2 separate regions of the Homo sapiens genome follow, and region 1 is linked to region 2. Evidence: read pairs that join two places in POLR2A ChIA-PET (ENCODE). Cell type or tissue: Panc1. All regions are shown on one strand. Links, peaks and the distances in the headings refer to the core of each region. The heading gives the core; the rest is flanking DNA.

Region 1 (7,573 bases), core at 1,012-6,011, 480 kb after region 2:
AGATATTCTGGCCACCTTGTTCACTGGTGTCTATGCAGCATTCAGCATTGTGCCTGTTGTGACTAAATACTCAGTAAATATTTGATAGATGAACAAATGAATGAACAGACAGAATGAATGCACCTACTGGAAAGTTATAAGTTGTTAATATCAAACAGCAGTGGGGCTGGAAGCATGGATTCCCAATTGGCATGAGCTTGTGTGAACCAGCAGTGCTGGGCCAAGGAGACAGTCCATGTAGGGAGATTGGCTACATATGGAGGGACTTAGCAAATAAATATATTAAGGATAATGGGAGCCAGGATTCTCACTGCTAGAAAAATAAAAAGCTATAAACATGGAAAGGAGGTTGGTTTAAAAAAGTATGTAGTATTAGGCTGGAACTGTGGGTATCAGTGTGAACTCATGTTTTTCAAGATAGATAGGTAGATAGATAGATAGATAGATAGATAGATAGATAGATAGATAGATAGATAGATAGATAATGTGTGTGTGTACCAGTTCTGTCTCCTGAGAAGGTCTAAAATCAATGACATCACAGTAACAATGAGTACATCTAGAGCCCATATCTTGGTTACTAAATGCCATCCTCCACTAAAAGGAATTAAAGCTCCTTGAAGAACTGATTCCAGAGAAAGAATAAAATGAGCCTGAAACATCTTTCTGTGGCAGAATATAATAAAGTACTCAAAGAATGACAGAGCTGTGTCAAAAGGACACAGAAGCCAGCTTGAAGGGATTCCTAATACCCAAGTTTGGAACAATTTGAGCATCAAAATGCATAATGCTAGTAATTGATTATAACCCATTGAATACAACAGGAATTCATTGCTACATAATGACATAAATAACAAGGGTGACATTTAAGTCAGCATCTGAGTGAGAAGAAGAAGCTGATCATATGGAAATCAGAGGTGTGAGCATTCCAGGCAGTGGGAACCTAGAGTAAGGGTCCCTTAGTTAAGATGACCTTGGCATATTAGAGGAACAAAGAAAAGGCCAGAGTGGCTGAAGTATGCATAGCAGGCACAGGAAGAATCATATGAGATAGATGGAGATGTTGACAAGGTCTAGACCAGGTAGGGCATAACCAGTGCAAGAAGGTCAGATTTTATTCCCAGCATCAAGGGAAGCCTTCGGAATGGTTTAAGCATGGTTTGATTTACATTTTTTTTTTTTTTTTGAGATGGAGTCTTGCTGTGTCGCCCAGGCTGGAGTGCAGTGGCACGATCTTGGCTCACTGCAAGCTCTGCCTCCCGGGTTCACGCCATTCTCCTGCCTCAGCCTCCCGAGTAGCTGGGACCACAGGCGCCCGCCACCATGCCTGGCTAATTTTTTGTAGTTTTAGTAGAGACGGGGTTTCACCGTGTTAGCCAGATGGTCTCGATCTCCTGACCTTGTGATCCACCCACCTCGGCCTCCCAAAGTGCTGGGATTATAGGCGTGAGCCACTGCGCCCGGCCTGATTTACATTTTTTAAACATCTCTCCAGTTGCTGTGTAGAGAAAGGACTATAAGTGTATAAGTGTAGAAGCAAAGAAATTAATTGAGAAGTTATTGCGGTTGTTCAGATTAGAAAAGATGACAGTATGTAGTAGAGTGATGCATTGGAGGTAAAAGAAGTGGGCAGTTTAGGGATGAGTTCTGAAAGAAGCGTTGACAAGTCTTGCTAATACATTTGACATAGAAAGGTAAAGAAAAGAGAACATCAAGATAGTTCCTAGATTTTTGGCTTCAGTAGCTAAGTGGATGACAGGGCTATTTACTGAGATAGGATGATTGTGAAAGAACCAGATTTGGGAGGGAAAGAAAGTATCAACCGTTCTGTTTTGACCATGGTAATTTGAGCTTCCTAGCAAACATCCACGTGAAGATGATGCCTGTGACAATTGGATATAGAAAATCTGAAAGTCAAAGCAAAGAGCTAGAGACATGGATTTGGGAGTCATTGGTGTGCAGATTATATTGAAGACCTTACGGTTGGATGAGATCACCCACAGGAAAAAATATTGCTTGGGATTAGAAGAGGGCTCAGGAACGTGCTCCAAAAGCCTCCAGCATTTACAGCTCTAGCAGGGAGGAGGAGCCAGTGAAGGAGACAGAAGGAATAGCTAGTGAGGTGGGAGAAAAACCAGGAGTATGTGGCATCATGAAAGTCAAGATATTTTTTTAAAGGCATATCAAAAATGAGGCAATATTATATAAAGTAAAACCACTGGACTTGAGAGCATGGAGGTAATGGTGCCTTGACATGAGCAGCTTCAGGAGGGGGAGTGGGGACAGAAACTCAACCGGAATGACTGAAGCAGAGAACTGAAGTGAGGGAGTGAAGATAGTGCTTACAGACAGCTCTTAAAGAAGGTTTGCTCTGAAGGGGCACAGAGAAATGGAGCAGAAGCTAGAAGGATAAAATGGGATCATGTAAGGTTTGTTTTATATTATGTTCTTTAAACAGGAGCTTTCAGGGCACATTTTTGGCTCTAGTTGTGTATCCCTTCGACCAGGGTTCCTCAACCCCCATAGGGGACCGCACAGCGTGAGGTGAGCGGTGGGCGAGTGACCAAAGCTTCTCTGTGTTTACAGCCGCTCTCCATCATGCACATTACCTCCTGAGCTCCACCACCTGTCAGATCAGCACGGGCATTGGATTCTCATAGGAGCATGAACCCTGTTGTGAACTGCATATGTGAGGGATCTAGGTTGCATCCTCCTTATGAAACTCTAATGCCTGATGATCTGTCACTGTCTCCCATCACTCCCAGATGGGACCATCTATTTGCAGGAAAACAAGCTCAGGGCTCCCACTGATTCTACATTATAGTGAGTTGTATAGTTATTTCATTATATATTACAGTGTAATAATAATAGAAATAAAGTGCACAATAAAGGTACTGCACTTGAATAATCCCGAAACCATCCCTCACTCTCCACCCAAAGTCCGTGGAAAAATTGTCTTCCATAAAACTGGTCTCTGGTGCCAAAAGGCTGGGGTTCACTGCCCTAGACAGAGTAGGGATGTTGGAGATACAGTGAGTGACACAGGAGGGGAGATACTGATAAGAGTTCAGGAGCCGAAAAGTGGTACAGAGTAAGAATAACTCCTTGAGAGGATGAAGGGGCACTTTGTTTATGACACAAGAAGGAAAGGAAAAGGGTATGGGTAGATTAACTGCTGAAAAAAAGTAAAAGAATTACTACCTAGTTGCTTCTATTTTTCCAATGAAGAATGAAGCAGGGTCCCAAGATAGGAACACGGAGGAAGGGAAGAGGAGAAGGGATAAAAAGAGTAATTTTGAAGCATGGAAAAGTGAAGTAAATAAGATTTGCTGCTACGTTGAATGTCCATTTGAGATTTGAGGGCAAGGATTTAAAGTGAGAACAGTCAGCACAGTTGTGGGTTTTTCTCCAACCAAGTGCAGGCACATAGTAGGTAGTTGTGGGTTTTAACCAGGATTGGGGCTCTCCCAGCCAAGTTCGGTGAGGGGAGGGTATGAAAGAATTAGGGTGCTAATGTTCCTAGTGACAGGGCATGGTCATTAAGCTGGATACAGAAGGAAATGAGGGCACTAAGGGAGGTATTAAAGTGCTGGTCAATGATTTGTTGGTGGTCAATTCGTCAACAAGGCAGAAGAATTACTAGTGAGTACTAGAGTTGGTTAGCTAAAGGACAGAGGGAGGGGACTAAGAATATGGTCTTAGGAGTGGATAATTATAGAAAATGATCATTGGAGGGGACATGGTGGAAGAACTGAGAGGCCAGTTACATTTAAGATTAAAAATTCATTTTGGATACACTGGATAAAGACAATGTGGCACATATACACCATGGAATACTATGCAGCCATAAAAACGGATGAGTTCATGTCTTTGCAGGGACATGGATGAGGCTGGGAACCATCATCCTCAGCAAACTAACACAGGAACAGAAAACCAAAACCAAACACTGCATGTTCTCACTTACAAGTAGGAATTGAACAATGAGAACATGTGGAGACAGGGAGGGGAACATCATACACCAGAGCCTGTCGGGGAGTGGGGGGCTGGGGGAGGGAGGGCATTAGGACAAATACCTAATGTATTAGGGGGTTAAAGCCTAGATGATGGGTTGATAGGTGCAACAAACCACCATGGCACATGTGTACCTATGTAACAAATCTGCATGTTCAGCACATGTATCCCAGAACTTAAAGTAAAACTTTTAAAATAAAAAAATTAAATTTAATTTTAAAAATTCATTTTGAAATTTGACAATATCTCAGCTTGCTAAATGGACTCTGCTTCCATGTTTCCCCTCACCTTCCAAAGTCTAAGATGATTAATTGGAAAAGAGTAAGACCTAAGGTAAATAAACAGAAAAACAATTAGACTACCCACTTAGTAAGTGGGTAGTCCTGAATTTCAAAAATCCGTTAATTCTGTTTTACCCAAGGAGCCAATTGTTCCTCACAGAACCCTTTTCTCAAGTAACACACTTTGGAAAATGCCCATCTAATGCTTTTGGGTAGAAGAGCACAAAGGTCTTTTTAAAAGCTACTTTTTTACTACATCTCTGGGGTAGACCAGTTGGTTAAAATGTGCATTTTTCTCCCTAAGTTTAATAAATGGATAAAATGAGTTACCTAATTTGTGTTCGTCTCACTAAAACTGATAATAAAATCCAATTTCTACATCTTAAGCCAAAGAATCACTTAATAACCAAAATGGGATTTCGTTGATTGCTAACTTCACATCTTTTCTGCTACTGTCAGTGCCAACTTCATGTATCTGACACAGGGTCCCACACTCAGAAGGGGGCCACCCCTTGGAGCATCGGCGCTCTGTGATCATGTTGAAAATTCTTAATAATTTTACCTTTGAATGTGTTTCTCCTAAGTGAAGTCCAGTGGAACAATGAAGTGTGCACTAGGGCTTGGGGCCTCTGCTCCTGTGCAGTCCCCCACTCACCACCTCCCTGCCTCCCTGGGATGGGTTCTCTGCCAACCCTCTCCTGCCCCTAGCCCAGTGATCTCTGTCACCTCACCCCTGGCAAAAGGCTGGACACAAACACAGCAAAGGGTGGAGTTGGGCGCACACTCACACACCAAATTTCGAGGAGGGACTCCAGGCACTTGTGAGTCTATACTTGCCCAGAGAATATACGTGCCTGAGAGAAGATGGGTCAATAAATAGCCAACAAAGAACCCTGTGATAGATTGGGTATGAGAGAGAGATAGAAGAAAAAGAAATGTTTTTTCCCCCTGATTTTTGGACAAGAGGCCCTGAAGTTTCATTTTGTCCTGTGCTCGACAAATTATATAGCCAGCCCTGGCCATTTCGCATGTACAATCATGCTAATAAAGAAGGACGAGGAGGAAGAGGAAAAGAGACAGAAAGAGGAGAAGGAAAAAGAAGAGGAGGATGAAGGGTACAAAAAAAAAGAGGATGAAGAGGCAAAGACAATGCTTGCATTAGGAAGCTAATACTTTCACAACACTTACTAAGTGTCAAGCAGTGTGTCCAAGTTCTTTACATGCTCTAGCGTGTTTAATCCTCTCTACAATCCGTTGAGACAAGTTCTATCATTGCCCCATTGTACAGATGAGGAGAGAGCAAGGCCCAGAGAGGTCAGGTAATTTGCCCAGGGTTTCCCAGGTAGTCAGTGGCAGAGCCATGCTCCACACCTAGGCCATCTTGCTCCCGAGTCCGTGTTCTCCTCTGCTCTCCCATTCTGCCTCTCTGCATTACGTATCAATTACATATACTTGCACCTGCACCTTGGTTTTTACATAAAACTTTCAGAATATGTATCCACTTTGCTTACATTTGTCTTTTCACTCATAAAATTTTCTTAACTTAAGAATTGTCTTCTGCTTTGGTAATCCACAGCTAATGGAAGTGCTGAATAATGTTGACTCTGTAGAGTGAAGTGGACATTCTTCTAATATTTAAAATGCTGTCTTTGCTTAAACAGACAAGTGTCGGCAAGCCTAATTTATTCACCCACCAATAATTATCTTAGCTGAGGATATGGGCCCGTACTTGGCTTGGAACCTTAACATAGAACAATCTCCACCATATTTCCTGTATTCCAGAACTAGATCTTTATGTAACACAGGCCAGTAGGATGCAGGCAGGATCAGGAGCTGCAATTCAGCAAAGGGGAAGGGAAGCCTGGTAAAGCGGAGCTTGAAGCTAGGCTCCTACGTGGTCCATGTTCTTATAGGTGTTTCTTTCCAAACTGCTGGCTTTTATCCCTGCAGCCACCAGCTTTCCTGGGTGGGATCCTCTGGCATTGAACGGCCCCTAGATTCCCTGTAATGGAATTATCTTCTCTTTGAGAAGGGCATTATTTTTTCACCAGTCATTTACACACTTTATAATTTGTGCCGACTACATGGGATTGGTGTTACATCAAGATTACATAAAAGCGGCCAGGCGTGGTGGCTCATGCCTGTAATTCCAGCATATCCGAGGCCGAGGCAAGCAGACCACTTGAGGTCAGGTGTTCGAGACCAGCCTGGACAACATGGCGAAACCCCGTCTCTACTAAAAATACAAAAATTAGCCAGGCATGGTGGCACGCAGCTGTAGTCTTAGCTACTTGGGAGGCTGAGGTATGAGAACCACTTGACCCCAGGAGGCAGAGGTTGCAGTGAGCCAAGATCACACCACTTCACTCCAGCCTGAGTGACAGAGCGAGAACTTGTCTCAAAAAATTTTTTTAAAAATTAAGAAAATTACATAAAAGAAAAAAAAACACTATTTGTAGCAAAAAGATTTATAAAGGGGAATGTTTTCCATGAGAATAAATATGAAAAAGCCTAGCCACCTTCCCAGCCTCCTGCCACCTAGAGTTTTCATCAATTAAACAAACACATTACCCCAAGCACATGGGATAACACTTGAAGCAGACCACGGAAATAATAAAGACACAGACTTCGGGGATGCTCACTCTACCCTTCTGGTGCTGCCTTTGGACTTGATGGGGAAATGGTGGGGCACTCTTGAGAAGAGTGGGCTGGGCTGTGAGCATGGGTAGAGCGGAGGAGTCACCTGCATCCACCTTCATCACCTCCAGATGAACACCGAAAGGCACTGTGTGGATGGAGGGCTAGAAATAGCATTTTCACAAATACTCCGAAGTCCAGCCTCCTCTTTATCTTTTGTTCAGAGAATAACAAAGAAAATACTTCCACTAGGAATCTTGGGAATCAAAGGACGACACACCTTTGCTCTCTTTTACCATAAAGCTACCCTGCAACTTGCCAACATTGAGGGGTAAAAATACTCCAACTTATGGGCAAAGGTATTCTATGTAAATGAGTGGCACAAGTGAAAGATAAATAAGATACACAGGAATTACTCTATAAGAGAAACAAGCCCTTTTTGCCCTTACTAGTGAGTTTTTCAGTTGCCCTTTGACCCACCGATCTTCTATACAGGCCATGTAATATGGCACACCTATTAGGAGATGCCATTTTCTTCCTTTCCCTCCACTGGAGTTTTTCCTTATGGCTCCCTCTCCTTCTCAAGCTGGGGAACAGGTCTCAAGGTACATTCTAGGCCCTGACCTTAAAGAAACCAGAAAAGAGTA
Region 2 (7,573 bases), core at 1,198-6,197:
AACACATGCTTTCCTTATATACTTTCAATTTGTACACTGGAAACCCCAAGCCATCTCCATTTAATGAAACTGGATATGCAAAGGCTTTGGGGTTTGGCACCCTAACTGTTCCTTTCTAAGGATGCACAGAGAACTAGGTGTGGGAAGAAGATAAAAGTGACCTACCAATGCCTAGTCATTAACTCTTTTTATTTATTTTTTTGAGACAGTCTCACCCTGTTGCCCAGGCTGGAGTACCGTGGTGCGATCTTGGCTCACTACAGCCTCTCCCTCCTGCATTCAAGCCATTCTCCTGCTTCAGCCTCCTGAGTAGCTGGGACTACAGGAATGCACCACCACACCTGGCAATTTTTTTTTGTGTTTTTAGTAGAGACGGGGTTTCTGCACCTTGGCCAGGCTGGTCTCAAACTCCTGACCTCAAGTGATCCAGCCACCTCCCAAAGTGATCAGCCTCCCAGAGTGCTGGGATTACAGGTGTAGGCCACTGCGCCCGGACCCCATGAACTCTTAAAATGCAGTCTCACTATGTAGGGTAATTTCCTCCCTGCCCCACTCTCTTTGGCCATTCTCTCAGCTTCTGGAAGCACTGGAGTATAATCCACAACTCTTAATGCTATCCCTGGACTGTGGGTTGCATACATGTCTATTTACTTGCCTTTTTTTTTTTCTGCTGATAAATAGTGCACATATTTTTAACATTAGAACAAATGCTCTGAACTGCATCATTATAATCTATAAAGTCTATTGGAGAAGCCTGGGTACTAGAGTTCCTTCCTTTCCTCTTAGACACTCCCAGACACTTCTGGGCCTCATTATAAAATCTCCCCAGTTAAGACATTCATAAAAAGCAAAAATTAAGCAAGATTCAAATCTTGGTGAGTTGGCAAATGAGATGAAAACATGCCTTTTCTTTCAGAGCTACATAATGACCATCAACCTTTCTTTCTTCCATGAAACAAAAATAGAGATAATCAAGTATAAGCCAAGGCAACCCCCTCAACCTAGTGAATATAATTAATGAAAAGCTCCTTTTCAGCTGAAGGTTTGTTATGGGCCAGGCACTGGGCAACTGCTTTGGAGACATTAGTTTGTTTATTGCTCCTAACGTAACAACTCTATAAAGTTATTATTCCCATTCTGTAGAGGAAGAAACTGAGAGCCAGAGAGTTAAGCCTAGCAAGTAATTGCTGAACCATGGTTTGGATCTCTGTCGGATTAAAGCCTGTTCTCCCACCCCTACAACTTAGTGGGGTAGGTCCCCCCTTCTCAGAGCTTTGTGGGCAAATTGATTGAAAACTGAATGGTTAATTTTGTTTTGCAGGGTGTCCTGGAATTAATAAAACTCGAGGAGTGGGGCTGCGGCTCCTCTGTGGACTAAGTGTGTGGTATCACTGCTTAGGTCAACAAGTGCCTGTCAGGGCCGGAAATGCCCGTGGAGCAGAGGGCCTTTGAGTCGCGGGGAAAGACACCGTGGGCTGCACCTGAAGCTGCATGTTTGTCTGGGTGAGTTCTTCTGCTTTCTTTTCCAATGACATCACCCAGACCTTCCTCTTCTGTCTGCAGCGGGTGGCAGCTGCCCGGTTCCGTTCCAGAAATTTCCGCCGCCTCTCGTCCGGATCCTCGTCTACCACCCTTCGCCGGCGCCCCCCTGTGGGCTGGGGTGGCTGTATTGTCTGGGTTGGCTGCATCTGTTGTGTTGCTGGTGAAACCTGCTGGGCCAGAGAGGGAGGAGGTGATGGGGATAGGGAAGGACGTGGTTAGGTAAGGGAAGAAACCCAAGCTGATGTTAAAAAGCAAAGCACAGAAAGTCTATCGTTTCAGTCAGCATATGAGACTTGCCTCCTATGAATGAAACAGACGATGAAATCACACTCATGAAAGAAAAGGAAAAGCATCACTGACCTATATTCTATGATGTGTTGGCAAGATATAGGAATGACTCGTGAAAAGATGTAGTCAGATGGATTTTTCCCTGACAGGCATTTGGCCGAATCATGGTAGAGGAAACATTTATTTTTCTCCTTCAACTATTAAAAATGTTTTACTGACGGTGTGTTTAAAAACTTTAAAGTAAGGGCCAGGTGTGGCGGGAGGATCACTTGAGGCCAGGAGTTTGAGACCAGCCTAGGTAACATAGCAAGACCCTGTCTCTACAAAAAAAAAAAAAAAAAAAAAAAAAAAAAGGAAAAATTGGCCAGGCATGGTGGCGCATGCCTGTAGTCCTAGCTACTCAGGAGGCTGAGGTGGGAGGCTTGCTTGAGCCCAGGAGGTTGAGGTTGCCATGAGCTATGATCGTGCCACTGCACTCCAGCCTGGGCAACAGAGCAAGACCTTGTCTCTAAAACAAAAACAAAAACAAATGAACAACTTTAAAATAGCCAATGTATGGCTACAGGGTGAAAACAGAAAGGTCAGGGTTATTATCACAATATGGATGACTCATCTGTCATCTACAGAAAACCTCTGAGCAGGTTGTGGGCTCCTTTCATTCTAATAGTGGTAAAATTGTGTTCCTAACATACCTCTGGGACATCGTTGCCACTGTGACTCCTATGAAAAGAAGCCCATGAAGCCAGGAAAGCAGATGAAATCCTATTTTGACTATTACACAGTTCTTAATGCAGAGGACTAGCTGGACCTGCATACTCCAGCCGGGCCTGCCTGCCCCTCAGAGCGCTCACCAGGGTGAAAGGAGATCCAGGAGAGCTTTCTAGGTGATTGGGAAGCTGGGCCTTTGAAAGCATTAAATTGATGCCTGAAGCAGCACTGAGCCCTGTCACACTGTGTGTGTGTGAGATAGTGAGAGTTGCTTGTGCATTACCATACAGTTACATTAGAAGGAAATCCTGAGTGGCAAAGCACTTTATTAAAAAGTTTTACTATGCTTATAGAGTCCTTGCAAGGTCTGTGTGGGACTCAGCAACATCTAAGGCTTGGAGACCCCCACACATAGAGCTTTATTTCTATTCATAAGGCAGACACACAGCACCTTGTGAAATTTCTACACCTGACTCTTTTCTTTATATGTCTGGACACCTAATGCTTTCCCTCATGCACTTCACTCCTTCCTCCTTCTTCATTCTCAATAAAAGGTGTTTTTTTTTTTCCTCTCCCATTTCTTAGTCACTCAGGTTTATGACGGTAATACCTATAAAGTTGTTTTACAAGAGACATTTAACCTGCAGAAATAACAGGCCAAAAGTTTTAAAAATGAAGCTCAACAATCTTTTCTACCACATTGCAGCACTATGATTGAAATCAATCAGAATGACTGTAATTGCACTAATAATGGCTACTGGTTGACATCAGTTGACTGATGGTGATGTATTTTAATCCAAAACTCTATCAAACCATCTATGACTAACTGTAAAAGAATCAGGCCCAGGGTTGAGGTTGAACTGCATCTTAGTAATTTTATGCAAAGCAAAGACATTTTCTTTTTTTCTTGAGACGGAGTCTCTCTCTGTCGCCCAGCCTGGAGTGCAGTGGCGCGATTTCGGTTCACTGCAACCTTTGCTGCCCAGGTTCAAGCGATTCTCCTGCCTCAGCCTCCCAAGTAGCTGGGATTACAGGTGCCTGCCACCATGCCTGGCTAATTTTTGTAGTTTTTTAGTAGACACAGGGTTTCACCATCTTGGCCAGGCAGGTCTTGAACTCCTGACCTCGTGATCCACCCGCCTCAGCCTCCCAAAGTGCTGAGATTACAGGCGTGAGCCACCGCACCAGGCCAGCAAAGACATTTTCTAGAACTGTTTGTTTGTTGGTGACTCTTTTCCTCCCGATTATAGAGGAATAACAAAATAAATTAACTGTCTAAGGTCTTACTCATCAGAGTTGCTAGTGAAGGCGTCATCCTTGTTATTGGCAGGGGCTTAGCACTTGTCATTCCAGATGCTAATTCCTGAGCTAACTACTGCAAAGAAAAGCATTAAGAGGGAATGTGCTAACTGCTCGGATATTTTTGCCTTTAACTGTTTCCTTTTGTGAATTATAATCTCTTATTGCCAGCCCCAGACAAAACCCTCAAATAGGAAAAAATTGATTTTTAATCTCCATTGCAGGGACTTATCTTTCAATTCTGTATCCTCCTACCCTAAGTTTAATCAACCTGTAACCCATGATACTTTTCCTGTGCCTTCACCCAAAGGCATAAGTGACGTGGTTTCAGGTGTAATTAGGTTCAGGATTGATTAAGAGAAATTCCTTGAAACCAGCACTCTACAATCACATCCTTACATGCAGGAGGAGCACAAGAAGCCAGGAGAAAATGCAAATACAACCCTAAAACCAGAATTTGTATACCTGGTAATTATTGTCGCTTGTAATTTTATTTTTAAAGCAGAATTCTCTTGGCATAGATGCTCTGAAAATTTTGATCAAAAGTAATAAATTATAATTTCAAAAAGGCAGATTTTATTCCAAATCACCTTAGAATCTCAGAGTTCAAAGGATTCTATTCCTACTTTCAGATAATCATACAATTAAGCAAAATGGCAAGATCTCAGTAATCAGCCAAGTTAATACAATTTAAGAGTGGTATTTTGGGATACTGCCTAAATGATCTGGTTCAAATTTTAGCAAGACCAACCTGGGCTCTTTCTTTTTAGCATACAATTAAAAAAAGCAACTGTTCATAAAGCTAATTATAATAGCAATTAACTAATTGCATATACTATTGGCCACTTACTGACTTGAAACAGAGGGCAATTGGCTAATTGGTAATTAGCTAGTGAATGGCTTTTATATTCAAAGAATTGTTATATAACTTGCTCTGTGAAATAACTTGCCCATAAAGGCAACCAAACCTTGATGTTCTCGTTTCCTTATAAACTAAGTACAAATGTGAATCAATTTGCCCATCATTGACTTTGTAGTTTTTTTTTTTCTTTCTAAATACATGTTCTAGTATGGCGTTTGACTAAAAATGTGACTAAAAATGTTCTCTGGATAGCATTTGATTGCTATACAATTTGCTAAACTTCTACTGGTTTGGAATAACATATTTTGAACACTGTGTCAAGGGCTTTACAGAGATTCTCTTATTTAATACTCATAAGAGCCTAGGAGTTTAGTCTACTATTACCCAGCCCCATTTTACAGATGGGAAAACTGAGGGGTAGAGAGGTTGTTTCTGTTCACAATCACACAGTGAGGAAGGCAGGAAAAAAATTAAGGTTATCTCATTCTAATGCTCAATTCTTATTCACAATGTAGAACACCTCTAAGAACCTTGCAAAAGACAGTTTATCTAATGAATAGCTTCGAGAGTTGCTTGTGCCTGACCCATTCTGTGGATGGCTGTCCAGGTTTGGTGCATGTTAATGGAGGGGGGCTCAAGAGTTCAAAAAGCTGCCGGGTATAAAGTCACGTCTCCAGAGGCAGATGACAGAGGAGACAGTGAATAAGTGTTTTTTGGCGGTTCCATGCTTCCGACACCCTTCTGATTCAGCTGGTTGGAAGCTGGCAGTGTGGACTGGGTGGAAGGTATGGATGAAAGTCATTCTGCTTGAGGATCCAAAGTGTCTAGGCCCAGCCATGCTCCTGGACATGCCCTTCATCCACTTACTAAAACTCACTCCAGTACAGGACTCGCCTCTCTTCTTGGCCGTGGGTGACATAATGTCTGCCTGGTCCCCCAACCCTCTTTCAGTTTTGTCTAAATGCTGGCTTTCTTTGCAGCCACTCCTGGTGACTCTCACCCACTGGGATTTGGCCTTTCTCTTGGTCTGATCATCTACAGAACTTGGCTCTCTTTCTGTTCCCTCCAACGCATTTCTCATTCAGGGGGATGAGTCACCTCTCTTCACCATTTACACAGCACCTTACGCCCTAGCATCCATGATGGAGCTTCTTTGTCTGCCTTGAATTGTTACTCTTTAGATTTTTAACATTCACTGTTACTCAGAAGATTGCCTGTTGTATTTAACTTCCATTTTACAGGTGACAAAATTGAGTCTCTATGATGTTTTAAAACATAGCAGCTAGAACCAGGGTTAGAATTAACTCGTTTTTCTCATTCTTAATTCACATCTTTCTTCACAAGCTTAAGTTCTTCCTAATCCATTGATTCATATTACTTTTGAGAGGGGCTAACTTTCTGACACACTGCAAAAATAGATTTTGGAGAACTTAAAGTTTATGCTTGCCCTTAGAGACTAGACCTGATATTTTTTAGTGTATTATTTATAGAAATTATGATCTGGTAGGGTCTTATGGGTAAGGCTTGCCTCCTAGGAGATAAACAGAGCCCCTAGAATGTGAGATAGAACACCTGGGCTTGTCAAACAAGATTGCTGCAAATGACCCCAGCATTAGAGCTTGCACTGTTAAGAAGGAGAATAAGAAGGGGAAAGAGATCACGGAAAAGGTCTACCTGTGCTTGGTTGCCGGTGTGCAGGGGCGGATGTGGCGAGGTCTGGTGATGTGCTGGGTGTGCATGAAGGTGGGAATGGGAGTGGTGATGTGGATGGTTCTGCTGGTGATGGGGTTGAGGGTGAGGATGGTGTGCTGGGTGCTGGTGCTGGTGTGGGTAAGGGTGATGGGGTGGCAGTGTCTGGTGCTGATGCGGGTGCGAGTGCATGTGATGGTGTGGCGTCTGGTCCTGCCGGGAGCCCATCATCTCCATCATGTGTCCCATGGTGTTCATGTTCCCATTTGACATGGCAGCAGGGTGGTGAGTCAATGCAGCCTTCAACCTCTGAAACAGAACAAAAGGGAGGAGAGAGAACAACTGAAGTCAGTCATGTACATGATAGAGATTTAAAAGCAAAATGACTCACATTTTCAATTCTATATTTTACGATGCTATTGTTAATGTTTCCTACCAGTAGCTATCTTGCTACCAGTACAAGATAGCTTTTATATTAATTTCATATTTTCTTATATATCGTGGTCAGTAGGAGGGTCAATGTCAGCCAAATAGGTTAATTCAACTGTCAAAGCCAATGGGCAGGATATCCTATCAAGAATCATACATTCTACTAAAAGGTATTTCCTATTATCCAATCATGCATTATATCGTATCTACAACTGAATGCAAGCATACACCAAAGAGCACCATTCAATATGGTGATAGCACTGAACAAAGAGACTCCATCTGGTGTGCTACTGTATTTAATTTTTTTTTTTTTTTTTTTTTTTGAGATGGAGTCTTGCTCTGTCACTCAGGCTGGAGTGCAGTGGTGCGATCTCGGCTCACTGCAACCTCCGCCTCCCAGCTTCAAGCAATTCTCTGCCTCAGCCTTCTGAGTAGCTGGGATTACAGGCATCTGCCACCATGCCCAGCTAATTTTTGTATTTTTAGTAGAGATGGGGTTTCATCATCTTGGCCAGGCTGGTCTTGAACTCCTGACCTCGTGATCCATCTGCCTCGGCCTCCTAAAGTGCTGGGATTACAGGCGTGAGCCACCGTGCCCGGCCAGCCACTGTATCTTGTAAGAGTCACAAGAACAAATGCTCTTGCCTCTCAAAATATTTCTCAGACACAGAGAATAAATAATTTCAAATTTTAAAAAGTAGAGAGCTAATCTGATTTTAGGGCTTAAAATTAGAGTTAGTAATTTACAAGCTTCGG

The links. Peaks named below come from ENCODE experiments on the same cell type or tissue, not always from the same donor. Only the 100,000 strongest peaks of a DNase experiment are listed, where the experiment ranks them.
Region 1: POLR2A ChIA-PET joins it to region 2 with 9 read pairs; 2 of 35 experiments call an interaction of 5 or more read pairs at or near these places.

What each region holds. Positions count from the first base shown.
Region 1 is chr7:28,319,065-28,326,637 of GRCh38, reverse strand. It overlaps a transcript of CREB5 not described here. Among named protein-coding and RNA genes, the nearest start is that of CREB5, 90 kb to the left of the region's middle. In Panc1, for the core only: no CTCF peak of the experiment used is centred there; no DNase peak of the experiment used is centred there; H3K27me3 peaks cover 229 bases.
Region 2 is chr7:28,803,323-28,810,895 of GRCh38, reverse strand. CREB5 (cAMP responsive element binding protein 5) reads right to left here. Exons shown (of 11, transcript NM_182898.4): 8 at 6,374-6,697; 9 at 1,482-1,709. Among named protein-coding and RNA genes, the nearest start is that of TRIL, 150 kb to the left of the region's middle. In Panc1, for the core only: a CTCF peak has its summit at 1,601 (motif pointing left); a DNase peak (open chromatin) is centred at 3,859.